2 separate regions of the Mus musculus genome follow, and region 2 is linked to region 1. The links are chromatin loops, found by intact Hi-C in ENCODE. Cell type or tissue: left cerebral cortex. All regions are shown on one strand. Each heading gives the region's core, and the rest is flanking DNA. Links, peaks and the distances in the headings are about the cores only.

What was found. Hi-C counts contacts between places; a loop is a spot of excess contacts. Peaks named below come from ENCODE experiments on the same cell type or tissue, not always from the same donor. Only the 100,000 strongest peaks of a DNase experiment are listed, where the experiment ranks them.
Region 2: a loop joins it to region 1, with 6 times the contacts of the local background. A loop is called at or near these places in 5 of 42 quality-filtered maps.

Annotation. Positions count from the first base shown.
Region 1 is chr13:9,061,825-9,070,287 of GRCm38, forward strand. All of the region lies in intron 2 of Gm36264 (a long non-coding RNA gene), which reads right to left. Among named protein-coding and RNA genes, the nearest start is that of Gm36264, 10 kb to the right of the region's middle. In left cerebral cortex, for the core only: no CTCF peak of the experiment used is centred there; a DNase peak (open chromatin) is centred at 4,382; H3K4me3 peaks cover 208 bases.
Region 2 is chr13:8,997,734-9,004,537 of GRCm38, forward strand. Gm36264 (a long non-coding RNA gene) reads right to left here. Exons shown (of 5, transcript XR_873116.2): 5 at 4,219-4,384. Among named protein-coding and RNA genes, the nearest start is that of Gtpbp4, 5.1 kb to the left of the region's middle. In left cerebral cortex, for the core only: no CTCF peak of the experiment used is centred there; no DNase peak of the experiment used is centred there.

The sequences.
Region 1 (8,463 bases), core at 2,706-6,705:
CGAACACTCCTCTCTGCATTCCATTCTTTCTACACCTCTGAAACAGCAGTGGGCAGATATACCAGGATGTCCCGTTTACCAAATCCCAGGGCTTCCTGAATGTTCTGGTCTTACTTAGTATTGGTTTTGCATTTAGTGCTGTGGTCGTATCTGACAAATCTGTCTTCTTTCCATGAGAACACCTTCTATGTTGGTTCCTGGGGAAACTTTGGAAGTGTCTGGGAGAGTCCATCTTTTTTCTCTACCTGTACTTTTAAAAGCATGGATGCTCCTGGCAGCTCATCCTTAGCTGTCTGTCCTTACCTCATGCTCCTTGTGGGTATCATCTGAGCGTGAATAACTTATAATTTCAGAACTGGAAAGACAGCTTCCCAGGAGCTCGAGCACTGGCACGGAGCTGTCACTCCAGTTGCCTTTAACAACTGACTATTCCTGCGTTTTGAACAATGACTCCATCATCTACCATTTGCCACATTTTAAATATTTCTATGTACAAAGAACTTGAAACAAAATAAAAATATCGACTCCAACAGGAAAATAGGCAAAACAGACGAGTAGGCAGTGAGATGCTTTTCCTTTCCTTTTGTTTTTGGTTTTTTGAGACAGAGTTTCTCTGGGTAGCCCTGGCTGGCCTGGAACTCACTCTGTAGACCAGGCTGGCCTCGAACTCAGAAATCTGCCTGCCTCTGCCTCCCAAGTGCCAGGATTAAAGGCGTGTGCCACCACACCCGGCTCGCTTTTCCTTTTCAGTTCATGGAAACAAAGCAGCACGATCGCACTGTGCTTGGGGTTGAAGGTGGGAGCTTCAAGGAAACAGCTACTTTCAAGATTGGTGAGCTCTTAATTAGTGCAACTTTGCTAAAGTATGCCAGTGGAGACACACCAATCGCATTGGCTGCATAACTTATAACCTAGTAATTTGACTCCCAGGAATGTTTCTTGTAAAAGTAATTATGAGTGTGCACAAAGGTGTATTTACAAGGACACTCATCAAAGCATCAATTTCAATGGTTAAAATGGTTGGGGAAAAAAAATGCTAGCATCTGATAAGAATTGTTTACTGAAGTATAGTTCATGCAGACCCTTGCCCACTCAGTATATTTAGGGATACAAAATGGTGAGTTTCACATAAAGAAGGGAAAAGCTACTCTACAAAACCTTATTCATGCATCATAATACCTCTTTATGATCACATATGGAGTATTAGAAGTGCATATACAGACAAGCTGTTATTTCCTGGTGGTGGGAATATGGGAAGTGTTTATTTTTTACTTTGGCCTTGTCTACAGCTTCCATCTTAGTGGCCAAAGACCATGGATGCATGACTTCTATATGCAGAGAAATTAGGTACTGAGCCAAGTATGGTGGTGTGAGCTTGTAATCCTGGCATTTGAGAGGCTAAAACAGGAGGATTATGAGTTCGAGGCCAGCCTGGGCAACATAGAGAAACACTGGAGAGTGGATAAGGGAAAGTAATGGGAGCAGAAAGAGGATAAAGGGGGCAGGGAGTAGACAAGAAACAAAGGGAAAGGAGAAGGAGAATCCAAATCAGGTACAGTCTCAGTATTCAGAAAACTTAGGCAGGAGGATAGCACCTTGGAGGCTGGCTTGAGCTGTATAGTAAAACCTTGCAGAGAGGCAGAGCGGCATGCCTGGAGAAGCACTAGTCAGAATGTTGATGTCAGAACCCAAGAGGATCTGAACAGAAGAGTGGAGTGTGTAAGACTGGAAAATGAACTGGAGAAGGACCACACACTGTCTCAGACTCCCTGAGAGGACCGACAACCGTTCTCCCTTTGTCAGAAATACTTATGATAGGGGAAGAGTTGCTAAGGTTTAGGATTTTAGGCTTTAGTTCAATTCTAACTTGGAGTTATCCTCATCAAGAAACAACAGAGGATAAGGCAACACAACCTAGGCAGTGTCTCAGGCTTTACTCTAGACCAAAACCGTAAAGGCAGGAGCCAGAAAACATTAGCTCTTCTGTGTGTGTGCCTCGCAGCTGCGTTCTAGGACCTTCCTTGTTTCCCTCCCAAATAACAGTCACCTAGAAAGTTTTCTTCTCCTTTTCCTTGCCTTCAAGACCATCCTCCACCCTGGCCTCAGAGGAGACCTTCCTATTGGCTAGTGGGCCTGTGAGCTTAGCCAAAGAGGATGGCAGCCTGGAGTCTTGTGCCTCACAGACCCAAGGAAGGAACATTCTGGTTGGAACCTGCTGAGTTTAGACTGAACAAAATTATAAGGTAGAGACTTGGGCAGTCTTTACCTGCCCATATAAAGACTCTGCTGCTTGAGCCTCCTGGATGTAGGTGTAGCCTTGGGCACACAGATGGGAGCCGATAAGTACTCTGCTAACATAACTATGTAGTTTGTAGTTTGTGGTACACGGCAAACTCCAAGCTGCCATTATACCTAGCTGGAGGGTTTGGTACCTGTATAATTTGATTTAATCCATCAGAGTTCATGGGGTCATTAACAGTTGGGGAGTAGAAAGGCTGTCTGAGTCAGCTCCTGGAACAGCTCTACAAAGAAGGTGCCAGTTTGGTGGATAGACCAGAAACCTGGCTCAGAGCCTCCTCTCCTGCAGAGTAGTGTGTACTTTCTCCTTTCCTCCAAGTGCTGCTTGGCAGGCACCAGTGTATACAAAGTGAGGGATGGATATTTGAAGGACAACATGGGGAGAGAATTCTCAGGCAGTCGGCAGCTAGTGGGATTAAGATAGAGAAACAGAGGTCCAAGCTTAAAAGTAGCTGCATGCATTTTCATTTTGCTAGGGGTTTCAAAGGAACACACACTTTCCTCTCTCTCTTTCAGTCTCTCTCTCTCTCTCTCTCACAGGAATATACATGTATATATATATATATATATATATACATGCACATACATATACATATACATTTAAGTGAATATATGTATATACATTATATATATGTATATGTATATGTATATATGCATCACTGAATTTTCTGCAGTTTCAAGTTATTCCAACTGTCAAAATAATATTTTCTTTGTCTATTACAACTTAAAGAAGAAGTCATAAGTTAGGCAAATTTTGAAGTCAAGCAGCCTAGAAATGTTCTTTAGGAGCCATGAAGTTAGAAGATATAAACTACCCATCCCAGGCAACAGATAAAAGATTTATGTTTCTTGGGCAGCAAAAATATAAAAATAGAAATAAAAATAAAATGTACTTTTGAAAGGGCAATGGCTTAACTGGGGAGATAGGTTAGTTTGTAAAGTGCTTGCTCTGTAAAACATGAGGGCTTTAGTTTGACCCCCAGAACTTGGGTTTTAAAATCTGGACATGGTGGCAGTTCCTTGTATCCCAGTGCTGGAAAGGTGGAGGCAGGTGAGCTTCTAGGGCTTGCTAGCCAGCCCTTCTGCCCTATGTGCTGAGCTCTAAGCCAGTGAGACCCACGGAGGAGCGACAATGAGGTTGCTCCATGTCTTTCTACTTCCATGGGCATGCATATACAAATTACAACACCTGGCAACTAGAAACTGTCTATCTCTTCCACTCTGGCATCTCCTTCTGTCAAATTCAACACTTTCTTGAGTCTCTCTGATTACACTATTGTTTTTAACATTGTTTAAAGCTCTTGTCTCTTTTCTAAGTTAGCACCACTATATCTGGGGTTGATTTATCCTACTTTTCCCAGTGGTTCTGTTTCATGCTGTTATTTCTCCTTACTTAGACATCCTTAAAAATCTATTTGATTTTACACATGAGAAATGAGGCTCTCGGCTCCATGGCTGGTGTGAAGTTCCTGGACAGTTGTGTGGCTCTGTTACTGCAGTTCCATTTATTTTTCTTCGTTCTAGTCTGTTTTGAGAATTTCTTGCTGCTGGGTCCATACAGCAACTGAAGGCCACGATGAAACTATAAATAGATGAAGCAAGAACAAAGATAATGCTAGATCTTAGAGTATAAGGAGAGTGTCTCTGGCTCGTGCCTGAGTCAAAAGTCTGCTTCCCGTTTATATTCTTTCTTTTTGATGAAAATAACCATCTCCAGGTGGAATTCCACAGCCAGCAATTTACACCATGCTTCACTCTCATGAACTGCCGGCATGGTGAAGTATCTTTTGGGTTCCTTTCTGCTCTGGATAGAAAGCTGTATCAATAGCTAAGAGAAAGTAGAGGAGGGCTTACAATGGAGCTAAGTTTCGAGGCTTTAAATAGCAGTGGTGTTTGGTCTATAGCTGCAAAACTCTGTAAGCAAACACCACACATTTTCTCCAAGCAGTTTCCATTGACAGTAAAAATCTAAGTGCATCTGCTCCAGAAGAATATATGCAATGCTACTATTGTGCTATAATTAAATGAAATGTCCCCGAAGGAAGCGTAGCTGTCACAGAAATCCACGGTAGCAGTATTTCCACCAGCTGGTGAGTCACAACCCTCCAGGAATAAATGGCTCAAGGCAGAAGATTGCACGAGACAGCCCTGTATAGAAGTATTTTCAGTGGTGTTGAATGCAGCCTGTTATAAATGGAAGGACCTTGATTATGAATTGATGCTTTCTCCCTGAGTTCTCCGCTGTCAGTTTCTGTCTCTCAGGAGGGAGGTATTTCAGAGGCATCTGTTCAGACATGCTGCTCAGGGTCCTCATATTACAAAGAATTCCTCCTTTAAAGCTAATCCCTGTGTGGTGTTCAGAATAAGGTTACAAATGGTGTTTCCATTCCCAGCTGACTTACCGAATACAACTGAGGGTTAATCCTTTGGCTTTTAAAAGTATCTTTGGATGCATAATTCATATGTCAGGGTTTCTATTCCTGCGCAAATATCATGGCCAAGAAGCAAGTAGGGGAGGAAAACGTTTATTCAGCTTACACTTCCATACTGCTGTTCATCACCAAAGGAAGTCAGGACTGGAACTCAAGCAGGTCAGGAAGCAGGAGCTGATGCAGAGGCCATGGAGGGATGTTACTTACTGGCTTGTTTCCCCTAGCTTGCTCAGTTCGCTTTCTTATAGAACCCAAGACTACCAGCCCAGAGATGGCACCACCCAGAAGGGGACCTCTCCCACTTGATCACTAATTGAGAAAATGCCTTACAGCTGGATCTCATGGAGACACTTCCACAACTGAAGCTCCTTTCTTTGTGATAACTCCAGCTTGTGTCAAGTTGACACGCAAAACCAGCCAGTACAATTGACCCCTTGACTCCTGTTATCAACCATAGCAAGCAACCATCAATTATGATTGTTGAATTCAGTGATAAGGGTTTTGTTTGGGATGAATAAACAAACCTGCTTATTCTATTTTGTGGGTGACATGAGTCAGTTCCTTAATGCTAAAAAAACCTAGCAGTTCAGAATAGTGACTCCCAGTTTACAGGTGAGTAAATCAAGGTTCAGAAAGAATACGCAACTTAAAGTTCATGATCAAGGCAAGAACCAGAACAGGGCTCCCTCTTTCCCACTGTAGGCTTTCTTGCAGAATCATCTGCAGATATCACTAGCATTATCTGGAACCTAAAGACAAAAGTAACTGTGACTCAAAGAAGGATAAGAAGGACCTTGAGAAAGAACTTCCTCCCCCACCCCAACACTCTCAGTATGTGTAGTGTGTGTATGTGTGCCAGAGAACAGCTCTAAGTTGTATACACACACACACACACACACACACACACACACACACACACACTGTTATGTCTCAAGAGCTGTCAATCTTGTCTCTTTGAGACAGGGTCTCTCACTTGCCTGGAGCTCCTCTTAGCCTGTAAGCCTCTGGGATTAATTTCTGTTGTCCTATCTTCCCTATGAAATGACAGGTGCATGCTAGTTCACCCTGCTTTTAAAAAGTGGGTCCTAGGGATTGAGCTCCTGTCTTCATGCTTGCATGGCAAGCTCTTTATTGACTTAGTTATCTCCTGTCCTCCACATTCCCATTTTGTGAGCTGGACTTGGGCATTATGTTTTCATTTTCTATGCTCATCTCTGAGACTCTCTGGGCTGCTTTACAGGCAACCTGAAGCTTGGTCGAATTTTCTTCTCAGTAACTATTCTGCTTCCTTGGCAGCTGTTTTCTTACAGCTGTGACAGAGCTCACCCAGGGAGGCTCTCCTTTTCACGGCTTCCAATACACCTAGGGGAAAACTTTAGGTAGCATAAGGTGGGGAAGGTGGGAAAAGAAAAAGGCACCTCAAGATATCTAGGAACTGTTTCTCTTGAGACTACAGATCCTCTTGACATACCATATATTTTAGCCACAACAGCAAGAACCAAGGGGGCTAAGGTGTTTCTCTTCTTATAGTCATGAGCTGGGGCCTGCCTATGAACTGTCAGAAAAAAAGAATGAGGGTCTGTCTTTCTCTCTGAACACAACACCGGGATTCCTTAAAGGCAGTGCTGATTTCCAGCTAAGCCTACTGATATTTTTTTTTTTTTTTTTTTTTTTGTTGGTGGTGATAGAAACCCTACGGATGTAAAGTGAGTTGTTTGCTGTTTTCTGGCTATAGAGCTCAGTGTCTGCTTCACACTCGGCATCCTCTTTGGCCTTTTCAGAGTGTGACAGAGCTCTACTTTTCTTTATCATAATGTATGTTGCTCTGTCCAGTGCTCTGTATTTATCGGATGCTTCATGTTGTAGTGGAATCACTTGGTTTGTCCTACAGTAAGATTTGTCATAAAAGAAGAGTTTGAGGAATTCAAAGTTGGAATACAAAAGTTAACAAAGTAAAACTGCATGCTCATATAGGATGTATTAAAGAGCAAAAAATGTTCATCTGCCAAGGCATAGGACTGCTTGTATTGTGACTACTGCAAATGGGCTCTTTTGGTGAGGAAAGACATAGAGCTTAGTTCTGAACATAGCGTGGGCAGTGGAGACATATAGCCAAGGAGGTTTGTGGGGACCAGTGAGTGAAAAGTTCTAGGACTGGGGGCAAGGGAGTTCTAACTAAACTGACCTGACAGGATCTTGCTGAAGACAGATCAAGGGGAATAGATGTCACCTAAGGGTGGTAGAGGCTGCTGCTGCTGATCATACTATCGTAGATAAACAGAAGTTCAGAATGCTGAGCTATAGTCGCTAAACTGACTCAATAGCATGCTTTACTCAAAATGTGCTTCATGAAGAAATACACAGATAGACTTCATGGCTAATTCAGAAGGTCAACGGAAGTTTGGCCAAGCAGAGACCCGTGTCTGATATTTATGTATACAATTATTCAGGATTAATGGTCTATGCGTTAACCAATTATATAAGATGTTAGCAAATACTAGCCATAAGCCAGATTTCCGCTGAGTGTCATCAGGCAGCAGAGAGTTTCAGCACTAGAAGAACTCTTTGATGACTAGAGTCTGGGGCCAATGTCAGGAAAGGAGATTGGTTCATATTTTTTGATCTCCACAGTGCTCTTTCCACCTAGCCTGGCCCAGTTCTACTAACACAGGCCACCTTAGACCCTTGGATACTCTGATAAGAAGCAGGACATTTCTTGTATTGCACACTTGCTGAGGAGGACCACAGGGTAGCACTAAACATGCAGTATATTTTAACATCCAGACCAGCTTTGCAACCTCTTTGCCCACCTTCACCAGGCCTACCACACCAGGAACATACAGTCAGGAACTGTCTCCTGAGAGGCTTCATCCAGCAGCAGATGGAAACAGATGTAGAAACACACAGCCAAACATCAGGCAGAGCTTGGGGAGTCTTGTGGAAGAGTCGGGGATATAATTGAGCAAGTGGGGTGGGGGAGTCAAGAACAGCAGAACACCTACAGAGTCAACTAACCTGGGCTCATGGGGGCTCACAGAGACTGAACCACTAACTGGAGATCATGCAGGGGCTGGACATAGGCCCCCTACACATTTGCAGTCGATGTGTAGCTTGGTCTTTATGTGGGTCCCCTAACAATAGGAGCTGGGGCTGTCTCTGACTTTGTTGCCTGTCATTGGATTCCCTTCCCCTAACTGGACTGCCTATTTGGGCCTCAGTGGAAGAAGATGTGCTTAGTTCTGCTCGGACTAGATATTTCAGGGTGGGGTGGAACCTAAGAAGGGCTTCCACTTCTCCTCTGAGGATTTGTAAGGGTAGTACTGAAGGGGGCTGCGATCAGAATGTAAAATTAATTAATTAATTAATTAATTAAAAATATAACTTTGCTCTGATGTTATAAGTATTTTTTTCATCAACTTGGATGATTCCATTCAAAGTGATTTCCCTTACTGTATTATATATGCAAAAAACCCTCACAATGTTTAGGCATAAGGAGATAGTTCAATTGTTAATGTGGTTGTCTTGCAAACTGGAGTACCTATCTCACCAGAACCTATATTCTTAGCATTGTTGAAGCAGAGGCAGGCAGGTCTCTGGAGCTCACTGGCCAGACAGTCGTTCTTATTGCCAAATTTCAGGTTACTAAAGTAACCCTGTCTCAAAAGGAAAAGGTGGATGACACCCACAATGTGTTGCCTTACACACACACACACACACACACACACACACACAC
Region 2 (6,804 bases), core at 1,748-5,747, 65 kb before region 1:
GGCCAGGCGTGGTGGCGCACGACTTTAATCCCAGCACTCGGGAGGCAGAGGCAGGTGAATTTCTGAGTTCGAGACCAGCCTGGTCTACAAAGTGAGTTCCAGGACAGCCAGGGCTACACAGAGAAACCCTGTCTCAAAAAACCAAAAAAAAAAAAAAAAAAAAAAAAAAAGGAAAGGAAAGGACAGCCTCACATTCTGACTCCCCACTAGGGTACTGAACAAAACTGAACAGAGTCAAGAGCAAGGTTGACCAAGACTAAAGACCTTGAAACAAAGTTAGTAGATGAGGCCTCAGGGGCAGAGGTGAGGTCATAAGAAGAGTGGCCCTACTGATGATGAATCCCAGGAACAGGAGCAGAGAAGGAAAATTATGGAATAAGGCAAAAGAGCTGTATGTGGTCCCACACAGTGGGTTAGCAGAATCCAGGTATTCACCAAGGAGACTCAGTCCTTGGAGCCCAGCTCAAATAGGAGGAAGTGGATAAGGATGAAGCACTTGGACAATTGATAAAATTTTCACTCTCAGGTAACTCAAGAATCCCATATGGTGTTAAACCTTAAATAGGGCTGACTATAGCTCAAGCAGTGTTCAAAGCAGTTGACCCCAAATTAACTCACTTAGCTCCTACAAAAACCTTATAATATTTGGTGAGGAAACAAAACTATACAATTTTGTTATATGTAGAAATTATATAAAATTATATAAGATATATAAGAATTATATAAAAAGCCTTGAACATGTGGCTTGGCTCCTACAAAACCTGCTTTGACATACTGCTTCTAAGTCATTGTGTGTGCTCTCTCACTTTTCAGATCTTTTAACAAGTCCTGCTCTTCTTCATGAAAATGTCTATCATGTTCCCATCGTTCCAGTATTAAAAATCAATTTGAAGCACATTGCCATTTGTTATCTTAGCATTACTGCTCATTATTGTGTCAGCAAGTTAAATAAGCATGCTTTGATTATTCTAAATGAAACCTCCAAGATTACTAGAATTTACTGGCTGTAATCACATACTACCCAGGAAGGCTCTGTCCAACAAATCTGAAATGAGCAAAGCTATTTCCCCATTGTTCCTTTATTCAGGTCCTGTATTTTCTCAAACTCCTGGCTTTCCCCAAACTATTATAGAACCAACTTCTTTTTTGTTGTTGGACCCTTTTTTTTAAAAAAGTTGTTTTGGGATTTTGGTTTTCTTTTGTTTTGAGATGAAGTCTTGCTCTGTAGCCCAGACTGGTTTGAGACTCATTGTTTAACCCAAGCTTATCTGGAGCTCAGCTTGTAGCCTAAGATGGTCTGGAACTCACTATATAATAAAATTCCTGAAATTTGTGGTGATTCTCCTGCCTCAGCCTCCTGGGTGTTGTTGGGTATATAGATATGAGACACCACCACACTTGGCTAAACTAATTTGTTTTTCTTGTAAAGTGCTGGAGATTGAACTAGGCAAGCACTCCTCCACTGAGCTCCACCCCCCAGTCCTTTTTCTTTTACCATCGTTTAGATAATACATTATTTGCTTCTGATGGGAAGCCATTCTTTCTTCAGCACTTAATCTAAGGGAAGTAATTGAAAAATATCTTACATTTATATGACCTTAGTATTTATATTAACTTAGTTATTTACAGTTTAATATTTTTTTAAAATCCCAGAAATAGCCAGCCATGGTTTCACCTTTAATCCCAGCACTCAAGAGGCAGGTGGGTCTCTGAGTTCAAGGCCAGCCTGGTCTACAGATCAAGTTTCAGGACAACCAAGGCTACACAGACGAACCCTTTCTTTGGGGGGGGGGGGGGAGGAAGGAAGGAAGGAAGAAGAAAAGAGGAAGAAAAGAAAAAAGTCCTCAACAACCAGCAACCTTCTGATCTGATCTGACATACTTCATATCCAGAATCGCACAGCTCTAAGTGGCGGGCGGGCGGGCGGGCGGGCGGGGCAGACCTGGAGGAAGCCAGCTGAACTTACAGCTATCTCATAAGCACAGTCATTTATATACACAACATGCATAAGGGACAGAAGTTATTACATACTATGAAATGTCATATGTGATTGCACTTGCAGGTCACTTGTCCATTCAGAAAAGGACTCACTCATGAAAAGAAACATGGATTATCCTTGACAAAGAGAAAACAGACTGAAGTTCATGTCAGAAAATAAATGTGAAAGAGTTTCATAAACCAATCCAATAAAAAGCTAACATCACAATTTTTTTTACTCTTTTACCCAAGAATTAAAATTACATTTATTTGTTTCTTTGTTTGTTTGAGATTTTTTGAGACAGGTTTTCTATATAACTCTGACTGTCCTGGAACCCACGATGTAGATCAGGCTGGTCTCAAACTCAGACATACACCTGCCTCTGCCTCGAGAGTGTAAGCATTAAAGGCATAGAGTCAAAAGCTCTAAGTTATGGCTCCAACTCCAGTTTACAAACTGTGTGAGTCAGAAGATAGTACTTAATTCCTTTGATCTTTAGTTTTCTCTTTGGCAATATGGGGGACAACAAATACCCTCAAAGGATTATTTATGGTAGGTAAGAAATACATGAACACAAACGCAAAGCATGAGTTGGGGGACAGTGTAGTCACCATTAGTCATAAAATGTAATTCTGAAATTCCTTTGGGTCATCATGTACTAAATGCCAAATTTCTTTTAAGAATTCTTCCTATATGAATACCAATAATCTCTTAAATTGCTTGTAGACTAGGGAATAAATAAACCTTCTAGCCCTATTTGCTTTCAAGTATTTTGCTTTTAGCTGACTTTGGAAGGTCATGTAACTAAGCACTATGATATGAGTATCCCACCAGCTTTTCATTAGATGCCCTCAATGAGAATGGGTGCTACCTAGGTTACTTTTCAGGGACTTTAACACTACTTTTGTTTAATTCAGTAAATTTGTTTGTTTTTGTTTTTCAAGGCAGGATTTCTCTGTGTTGTATCCCTGGATGTCCTAGAACTCTCTCTATAGACCTCAAACTCAGAGATCCACCTGTTTGTGCCTCCCAAGTGCTGGGGTTAAGGTGTATACCATCACTACCTGGTGAGTTCAGAAAGTCTTTACTGCACAAATGTCCAGTGGTTGGCCTTTTGGGGTTAGGAGACCAAAACTTTACCTTCAAATCATATGAACACTGTAATTTTCTGAATATATGCCATAAAGTTTAATTACACGTGGTTACTTTGCCTCCAATCAACTCTTTCCATGCCTTAAATTACCCCCTTTAGCCCACAAATATCGCCAAACCCTATCCTGAATTATGTAGTTTTGAGACTTGGGTCTGTCTTCTTATCCTTATAATCTTTTTTTTAAAAGATTTATTTATTTGTTATATGTAAGTACACTATAGCTGTCTTCAGACACTCCAGAAGAAGGCATCAGATCTCATTGCAGGTGGTTGTGAGCCACCATGTGGTTGCTGGGATTTGAACTCAGGACCTTTGTAAGAGCAGTCAGTGCTCTTACCCACTGAGCCATCTCTCCAGTTCCTATCCTTAACATCTTAATATAATTCTTAACTCTTGAAAAAGCCCTCATTATTTCAGTTATTTCCATACAGATCTGGTTCAGTAAGATATAGTCATAAAGAACCTGGATTCTAGCCAGCATGGTGGCACACACCTTTAATCCCAGCACTTGAGAAGCAGGGGCAGGCCCTGTCCTGAAAAACCAAAAAAAAAAAAAAAAAGAAGAACCTGGATTCTGTGTTAATTTCTAGGGATAAGAACTACCACAGGAAAAGAAGAAATAAAACATCTCCTCAAGCTGGACAGTGGTGGCGCACGCCTTTAATCCCAGCACTCGGGAGGCAGAGGCAGGCGGCTTTCTGAGTTTGAGGCCAGCCTGGTCTACAGAGTGAGCTCCAGGACAGCCAGAGCTATACAGGGAAACCCTGTCTCGAAAAAACAAAAAACAAAAACAACAACAACAACAACAACAAAACCAAACACATTTCCTCTGTCTTAGTTAGGGTTTTACTGCTGTGAACAGACACCATGACCAAGACAACTCTTATAAGGACAACATTTAATTGGGGCTGGCTTACAGGTTCAGAGGTTCAGTCCATTATCATCAAGGTGGAACATGTTGGGATTCTGGCTGGCATCGTGCAGGAGGAGCTGAAAGTTCTACATCTTCATCTGAAAGCTTCTAGCAGAATACTGACTTCCAGGCAGCTAGGGTGAAGGTCTTAAGCCCACACCCACAGTGACACACATACTCCAACACCTCCTAATAGTGTCACTCCCTGGGCCAAGCATATACAAACCATCACTTCTGTTTTGTTTATCTGTGAATGTGAAGTTGGAAAATTGTGTCTGGAAACCAAAGCCATTTACCAGCAGCTATATCTTCTCTGAAGTGGTTCACCTGCAGAGGATCCCTAAAAGACACAAACATGATGACTCATCATGAGCCAGAATTAGAGCACCAATGCTGAGGGTCACCTCAGCACAGTATACCATATGGCATACACCGCCTGCCTATTGGTAAGAATCACCATTCCATCTACCCCTCTCATGATTCGCCTGTATTCATTTAGCTTCCTAAGGGCAGATGTGTGTCTCAGATGTTTGAGAGCACATTTTACCATGAAACATACTGATCATCCTTATCCAAGGTGAACACACCACTGGTCACCTTCTCCAGTAAAACCAAACTGCTGAAGGCCTGTTAAAAGAACTGAGAGAGCCACCAGCAGCAGGAGTTGCATTGTTGAGCCTCCATTTCATTACAAAGAGATTCAGTTACCAGAGCTAAGAGAGTGTGTATGTGTTGTGGTTTGAATATTTTTTGTTCAGGGAATGGCATTATTTGGAGGTGTATCCTTGGAGTAGGTGTGTCACTGTGGGTGTGGGCTTTAAGACCCTCTTCCTAGCTGCCTGGAAGCTAGTCTTTTCCTGTTTGCCTTTGGATGAAGATGTAAAACACTCAACTCCTGCTGCGCCATGCCTGCCTGGACACTGCCTTGCTCCTGCCTTGATGATAATAGACTGAACCTCTGAACCTGTAAGCCAGCCCCAATTAAATGTTGTTTTTATAAGGATTGCCTTGGTCATGGTGTCTGTTCACAGCAGTAAAGTCCAAACAGTGCCTTAGTACAGAGGAGAGTCAGCTTTGGCTATAGTAAAAGGTCATTTTCAAGGGCATTCTGCCAAACTTCTGCCTGAAAAAGGTATCATGGTTTTAAAAGGGAGGAGGCTCATTTTTCAGGCCTCTATTTTGTAGACTTGTTCTCTGTTTTCTATCTGTAATTCTGATTGATGAAAAGTGCATCTTGGAATAGATGCTGTGCCAGGGAAATGTAAGCAAACTTCTTACCTAAAAGGCGCTTTTGTGGGGGGATTAGCCATAGGTAGCTGTCCTTTCAGAAGTATTAGGAGAAACTTAATGTGTGTGCATGTTATTTCCATGGATCTCCTTAGGAACTGTGCTTTGACAAGTTACTTGTTGTAAATCACATGCTGCTTTTTTGATGTCTAGAAACTCTCCTTATTTCTAAAAGCAATAGCCAGGTCTTCAAGGGCAGGGACTGTATCTTTTTCCATTTCTCAAAGCAAAGCTTCGCTGCTCTGAGAATGTTCAATGGCTGGAACTCTGTTGACTGAAAACTGGAGTAAGTTCCCAGTACACTTGAGGAGCAAACATTTGGGGTCTGTGGCCTCTTTATTCATCAGGATGCTTCACTGAATCACAAGGCTGTTGATTCCCCTGCTCATAGCTCTGAAATAGGTCAGATTTCCAAACTCTCTCACAGGAGAAAACCACACTGGCCTTCCAGCCGAATGACAACTGGGGCTTGCTCCAGCCCAGAAACATGTAAATCTTTGCTCCCTAGAAGTGAGGAAAGAGATGCAGGACCTCAGAGTCAGGGACTGCAGCTTGAATCCCAGTGGTCAGACACCCCTCCGATGAGGCAGTGCTCAGAATACTAATTCCTGATCCACAGTTTATGCTGAAGTAAAAATGCAGGAGCCCATGGAGCAGGCAGGATGACACCTCATTCGCCTACAGCTGTGCACATCTAACTTTCTACCACAAAACCATTTTCTGACTCTTGACCCATGGCCTCTTAGCATAAATTGATACCTCAAGTTGTCAACTAGGGCTGTAAGCTGAGTCTACACAATGTAGGTCTTTCAATGTCAAAATATTTAGTTATGAAGAGAACTCACTGAAAAAAAAAGAGTGGTTAGTCATAGTTTTTCTTTAATAATGGAAACAGATTGAAATTATACCCAAAGAATATTAGGCAATATATTTGCTTGTTTGTTTGTTTCGAGATAGTTTCTCTGTATAGCCCTGGCTGTCCTAGAACTTGGTCTGTAGCTCTTGTGTAGCCCAGGCTGGCCATGATTCTGAGATTTGTCTATCTATGCCTCCCATGTGCTGGGACTAAAGGCTACATTTGTTTTCTTTTCTTTACTTTATTCCTTTTATCTATCTATCTATCTATCTATCTATCTATCTATCTATCCATCTATCTATCTATCTATCCATCTATCTATCTATTTATCTATCTATTCATTTATTTTTGAGGCAGAGTCTCACTGTATAACCCTGATGACCTGGAACTGGCCATGTAGACCAGTCTGGCTTCTGACTCACAGGCGTGTTTCTGCTTCTACCTCGCAAGTGCTGGCATTAAAGACATATATCACCATATATGGCTTGATATTTTTAAACTAATACACTAGATTTGTGCAAGGTTTGTAAATTTTTTCTTAATTTAAACTACATTTATTTATATTGGGGGGGTTAGGCATATGGAAGTGAGAGGACAATTTACTGGTGTCCACCCAC